Regions from separate parts of the Homo sapiens genome. Here region 1 is linked to region 2. Evidence: chromatin contacts called from ENCODE Hi-C or POLR2A ChIA-PET data. All regions are on one chromosome and are shown on one strand. Each heading gives the region's core, a stretch centred on a gene start or an enhancer-like site at or near the end of the contact. The rest is flanking DNA. Distances are from core to core; before and after follow the strand shown.

Region 1 (3,075 bases), core at 339-2,838, 61 kb before region 2:
TCAAAAAAAACAGTATAAGCCACTTAAGAATAAATGTAACCATAAGATCTAGGACATAAAAAAGTGAATCACAAATCTTGGGGTGGGAACAGAAGAACTTGAGTAATTGGAGTATCAGAATGTTATATATAGATAGAAAATATAGAAATAGAATTGAATATTTTATACATGTCAATTCCATCCTAATTAAGGCAAACATTTAATGTGACTCCATTTACTAAGCCACTGGTACAACCTTCTGATGTGATACTGCCATTGAAAAATTTTATATGTAGTCCAGCTACTTGGGAGGCTGAGGCAGGAGGATCCCTTAAACCCAGGAGTTCAAGGTTAGAGTGAGCTGATGGCACCATTGTACTCCAGCCTGGGAGACAGGGCAAGACTGACTCTCTCTGTATAGAAAGATAGATAGATAGATAGATAGATAGATAGATAGATAGATAGATAGATAGATACATACATACATACATAGACAGATGTATATAGAGACAGAAATATAGATATATATACTATATATACATACATGTATGTATGTTTGTGATGAGAATTTAAGTGATGAAATCAAATATTTACCCAAAGTATTGCAATTGTGAAAACTGTGAGGATGAAACGAAAAAAAAAATGCTCCTAAATAAAAATCAGAAGTGTGGGTAACAGAGATTATTTTCTTGTGTTGGAATAAATCTGAAAGAAAATATTTATGAAAACGACATGGTAAAGTTGGGAACTAGAGAGGAAAAAAGCTCGACTTTAGTAGCAAACTCGTAATTTCCTCGTCCAGAAATTTGTAGACAATGATATGAATATAGGAAGGGAAATGTTTTTCATTGTTATTTTTAAGACGGACTTGGACTTGAAGAACTGAACTGCATGTAGATCCACTAGGTAAATGTAGTTTAATCACAACTGTAACCAGCAGTCAATTATTAAGCCTCAACCCATCCACTCTCCAGGGCCCTTGGGCCTCCAAAGCTCCAGCCTCTTCAGGCCCCTAAACCACAGACATGTACAGGCCTCCTCAAACATTGACTCCAAATTAAATCTGAAACCGCAAACTAAAACCTCTTTCACTAAAACATTCTCCAGCCCCAAGCTTCTCTATCACATTAAATTGCAAACCCGGAATGGACACCAAGTTCATTCACTGATACACACTTTCCTACCCCGTTTCTCAACCACTGATTCCCACGGCATTCCCTCAACGACCATAAACCTTGACAGTCGGTCGTTAATATCTTCCAGTCTCTTAATTACTGACCGCCAGGCGCCCTATCACCAAAGCCAGGCTTCTCCATTGAGTAAACCCAGAAAGAACCCCAGGACGCGGGGTCCCACACGGTCTCAGAACAGGGGGCTCCCCTTCACTGACCCCCACAGGCCTTTCACTTGGAGCCACATCCAGACCCCGACTCATCTGATCCTGAGTCTCTCCGGACTCCACCGAACGCTGGGACCAAACACTGAGCCTGCGTCCAAAACGACTTACATCTCCCTCCGCAGCCGTTGCTAGGGACTTCGAGGGCCCTCGGCGTCTGACCGCGAAACCAGCCGTTCCCAGACGACAGAATTCCTCCCTCGGCCTCGTATTGTGACGTATCATGGCCACGCCCATCTCGGCGACTCCCACCAGAGAACCCGGAAGGGCTGTTACCACGGCGTTGGAAGACAGTGAATTAATTTCAGGGCACCTCAGTCACTGCGCAAACTGGATAAATTGTCAGAAAATTATAAAAACTTTTAACAGCCTGAGCAAAAAAATAAGATGGCCGCGCGCTGTACCCCATATTGAGCCGTTAGGAAGAAGCATCGTGGCTGCAGTTCATCTTAGGAGGTGTCAGTTTCCATTCAGTAGAAAATACAATCTGTTGGGAGTTTAGGGCGGAATGTGGAGTATTTCTGAGGGCCTCTTCAGGACCAACAAGGTGTGCCAAAGGCGAAGTGGCTGAAGGGGAATAGGGGGACAGCGGTCACAGAGTGGACCAAATTTGTGGATGTTCTGAATCTCCTTCAACGGATGCAGAAAAGAATGGGCAAGGCTAGTCTAGCCGAGAATTGTCTTGAGGCCAAATACGGGAGCGATCTCTATGAGGACCAATGCCCACGTGCAACTGCATACAGTGTGTGGTTACCTGTAATAAGGAAAAAGGAATGAGGCCTCAAATTTAATCAAATATTTCCCTGAAACACTTGAAGATGGAAATGGAGCATATAAGAGTGTTAAATAACTAAAGAGGCCGGGTGCCATGGCTCAAACATGTAATCTCAGCAATTTGGGAGGCTAAGTCAGGAGGATCACTTATGCCCAGGAGTTGGAGACCAGCCTGGGAAATATAGTGAAACACTGCCTTTACAGAAAAAATACAAAAATACAAAAATTAGCAGAGTGTGGTGGCATGCACCTGTAGTCCCGGCCACTCTGGAGGCTGAGGTGGGAGGATGGCTTTAGCCCAGGAGGTCCAGACTTCAGTAAGCCATGATCAGGCCACTGCACTCCAGCCTGGGCGACAGAGCACGACCCTGTCTCAAACACAACAAAAACAAAAACAAACTTTAATTTTTTTAAATTACTAAATAATGCAGTTACCATTTGGCAAACCGCATGCTTAATAAATGTCGGCTACCATTTTTATGAAGGCATGGGGTGATGTGCCTTTTGAAAGAGGCAACCTGGAACTGAGTATCCAGTTAAATTTATTTAGCTGGGATGCCAACTTCTGAAAGGTGATTTCAACACCTGGTCCCAAGGACAGGCCTGGGAAGCCCAGTAGCGCACCCTGATTTATGTGTTCAGGGAGTAAGATGCTACGACTGCTATGATAGGATGTGCAGATTCACAAGGCAAGAAGTAGAGAGAATCTGAAGTCCAGGTTGAAGAAGAGTTCATTTCTTATACTCTTAACTGTAGAGCATCTGTACTGAATCCATCCTGTTACAGGCCACTACTTTATGTTTGTTCTTCAGTGTATCCTGTGTGTACAAGTGTCTACCACAGTGCAGATGCTCAAAAACTATTTGTTGTAATCACCCGATAACCCAGACTTCGGGTTTCCACTGTGAGGCAGCCACTTTATGGCA
Region 2 (3,175 bases), core at 671-3,170:
TTACTAACTTACTATTTGTTGTTTATTCTATGTCTTCTTTGTTCTCCTTTTCTTCTTTTTCTGCTTTCCCTTAGAGTAGCTGAGTGTGTTTATATTACATATTGTCTCCTTTGTTGGCTTATTAACTGTAAATCCTTGTCATTTGATTCCTTGAGATTTTATAGCATACATCATTGTGAGGGATTGCATATTTATGTCCTCTCCAAATTTACATGTTGAAGTCCTAATCCCTAAGGGATGGCATTAGGAAGTGTGACCTTTGGAAGGTAATTACATCTTGAAAGTGGAACCCTCATGATGAGATTATGTGTCTTATGAGACAACACAGAAGAGAGTTTGTTTTCTCTTTCTCTGCTCTTTGCCATGTGAAGACAGAATGAGATGACCATGCATAAACCAGGAAATGGACTCTCACTGGACACTAGACCTGCCAACACCTTGATTGTGTTTTAGAGTCCAGTTCTAGAGACTCCTCAGCCTCTGGAACGTGAGAAATGAATGTTTGTTAAGGCAGTCAGTCAGTCTATGGTGTATTTTTTCTAGTAGCCTGAACTGACTGAAAGAAAATCATGAACTTATCATTCTAACTTCAAGGACATTATATCACTTACTGTATAATAAAATAATCTTACAGTAGTATATCTCTATTTCCTGTGACCAGATCAGTGTCAGTGAAGAGATTGTCTTCTAGATGCTACTGGAATACATATTTGAGGTATGGGTAATCTTGATTTTACATGATAAATTCATTCTAGCATTCCAAACTCCATTTATCTTTGGGTACTTTATAATATATGAGGAAATTTCTGGCATTTAAACTTCATTTAGTGTAGGCAAATTTTGAGTCCAAGTTTCAGTCAACCAGCCAAGTCAACAGTTAGCACCACTCAATTTAGCTCACACACTGAAATTGCCAGTAGAATGTAATCTCCATGAATGAGAGTCTTTGTGCCTGAATTTCCAACTGTTGTATTCCCAGCACGCACAACAGTGTTTGACACATTAGGCATTTTATAAACATTCGCTGGATAAATGAGTGAATGATCAATCCCTTTAAAGGTTCTCTGAGGCTGGTTATAAAATTATAGGGAGCAGGTTTGGTGCTAGAATTCATCAGTTAATTGATCAGCTGAGTTTCAGTATTGAACAGAATCATCTCCCCTTCAGAGTTTTGATTTCAAGTTGCTCCCACCTTCCTGGATGTAAAGGCTTGTTCTGCCTTTGGCTTTTCCAGGGTGAGAGAGCCCTGTTTTCGTGTTGGTTCCCCACTTTGTCAACTGCTGATCAACTGTGTTCTCCATTCTCCACACCAATTATAACCAAAGCTTTAACACGCGGTTGTTTTATCCATTCTATGACTGACTCCTTCCTCTGAGGCTACATCTGATGTAGATGTAAAGATACTTCTTAGGCAGTTCTCAAAGGCTGCTTTCTCCAGCCAGATGCATCCTCAGGAGTAATAACCCCTCCGATTGTTGCTCAGGTCCCTCCCTCTTGAAATTCCTGTAAGACTGCCGCGCCACATGGTTTCTTTCCATTCTTCTTAGGATCAAAGTGCCTAAATGTCTGTGACCATCTCTACCCATCCTGTAGACAGATCAGGGCAGGCTTGAGCCTTTGAGAAACTAAGCAGTTTATGTAGCGCCCCTGGCTAATGTTGCAAAGCCAAGATCTAGCAGTTCACGTGGACTGGAAAAAGGGTGAAATGGGTCGTTTTCAATTGCTTTTCATCGTCAGAACCTACCTGTCTTAAGGCGCGAAAAGAGGGACTCCGCCTGCTCTACGGCAGTAGGGTTGAAAATGGCTGCTCCCAGCAAGCGTCCCCTGGGCGCAGACATATTGCATCATAAAGGGACGGCTGGTGCCGTATTCCGTGTCTCCGGAAAGACGCAGTATGGCCCTCGCCGGCCGCCATCCCCGAAACTTGCGAGTGTCGCGTCTGCAGTGTGTGGGGTTCGCGGGGCGGCGGGTAGAGGCGAGTGTTTAGAGACTTCGGGTCCCTGACTCGCCTCCAGCAGTGGAGACAGGTCATCGGTCTGGTCTGCGTGGGCTTCTGGGAATGTTTCAGGGGCAGGGAGAGCGCGCTTTTTTTTTTCTGTTGTTCGCTAGCGCGTGAGGTCCGTGTTGCGGGGAGCTCTCGGGGAGTCCTCGCTCGGAGTTCGTTTCGCAGTCGTGTTGGAGTTCCCAGAGTCTGGGAGCCCATGGTCTCCGCATTGGAACCAGTGCTTGGGAGGTCTTCGTTGCACAGTAGCGCTAGGGCGTCGTGGTGGGGAAGCGAATCGTGTCAGTGTTGGAGACTGCTCTGGGCAGTTCGTGTTCATTGCTTATCACATGCGTACTTAAAAAGGGGTCTGCTGGTCCCCTTGCTTCCCTGCTGCTGTATATTCTGTAGAAAATGGGTTTTCAGGTTCATTGCGACCCAAGTAATAACATCCCCATCATTTTAAATACTCCTCCAGAAAATAACTCTGGTTTAGTGTATTTCATGTTTAATGTTGGGATCAGGTGTCTAGGTATTGGTATAATTTTATTCGTCTTTAATAACATCTTGTCAACTTCGTATTCCCATATTACATGCTCTTTGAGAGTTTTTTAAATTGCTGCAGTTTCATCAAGTGGTTGCTTTAATTTGGGTAGAATTGATGTAGATCTAGATACAACACTTTCAGGAACATGTGATGGATTTCTATTAACCCAATATTTTTATTTGTTTGACTATCTGTAGTGTTTTTCCATACGTATCTTGGACATTTCTGGTTATGCTTATTTCTACATAGTTAATACTTTTTGTTGTAAATCGTGACTTTTTTTTTGCATAAGACCCCTCCCCCTTTCCTTTTTTGTTCCTAATTTTACTTAGTTGACAAGAACAGAAGTTAAAAATATATATGTTTATTCTGTCACTTCATTGTACTCATGTCATTACATATAACTTATAAATTGACGTCTTTTTTCTAGTTGAGCATTTTTGTCATCTGCAAATAATTTTAGCCAGGTGGCAAGTGTATGGACTGTGGAGTAAGAAGTACCTGCCTCTGCCTCTGACTTGGGTACGTTAATCTCTGAGTCAGTTTCCTTATTTGTGGAAAAAAGCTGTCATAGTTTCTTTTTCATGGAATCATTATGAAGATTAAGTGAGCAAATGTTCTTTAAGTATGTTCAAAGTGTAGTACTA

What was found. A loop is a pair of places that touch in the nucleus more often than their neighbours do. ChIA-PET counts read pairs that join two places held with the same protein, here RNA polymerase II (POLR2A).
Region 1: a map of natural killer cell shows a loop between it and region 2 (2.2-fold over the local background). The contact joins the promoter of ZNF350-AS1 here to the promoter of ZNF577 in region 2. A Hi-C loop is called at or near these places in 1 of 168 maps with a recorded cell type or tissue (natural killer cell). POLR2A ChIA-PET finds 5 or more read pairs at or near these places in 2 of 52 experiments (H1 and activated T-cell).

Annotation. Positions count from the first base shown.
Region 1 is chr19:51,947,647-51,950,721 of GRCh38, reverse strand. ZNF350-AS1 (ZNF350 antisense RNA 1) reads right to left here and starts at 1,588. Exons shown (of 3, transcript NR_103847.1): 1 at 1,487-1,588.
Region 2 is chr19:51,886,696-51,889,870 of GRCh38, reverse strand. ZNF577 (zinc finger protein 577) reads left to right here and starts at 1,920. Exons shown (of 6, transcript NM_001370449.1): 1 at 1,920-3,050. ZNF649-AS1 (ZNF649 antisense RNA 1) reads right to left here and starts at 1,846. Exons shown (of 3, transcript NR_110733.1): 1 at 1,745-1,846. It overlaps ZNF649 (zinc finger protein 649), which reads left to right. Exons shown (of 5, transcript NM_023074.4): 5 at 1-636. RefSeq lists an enhancer at 1,796-2,647.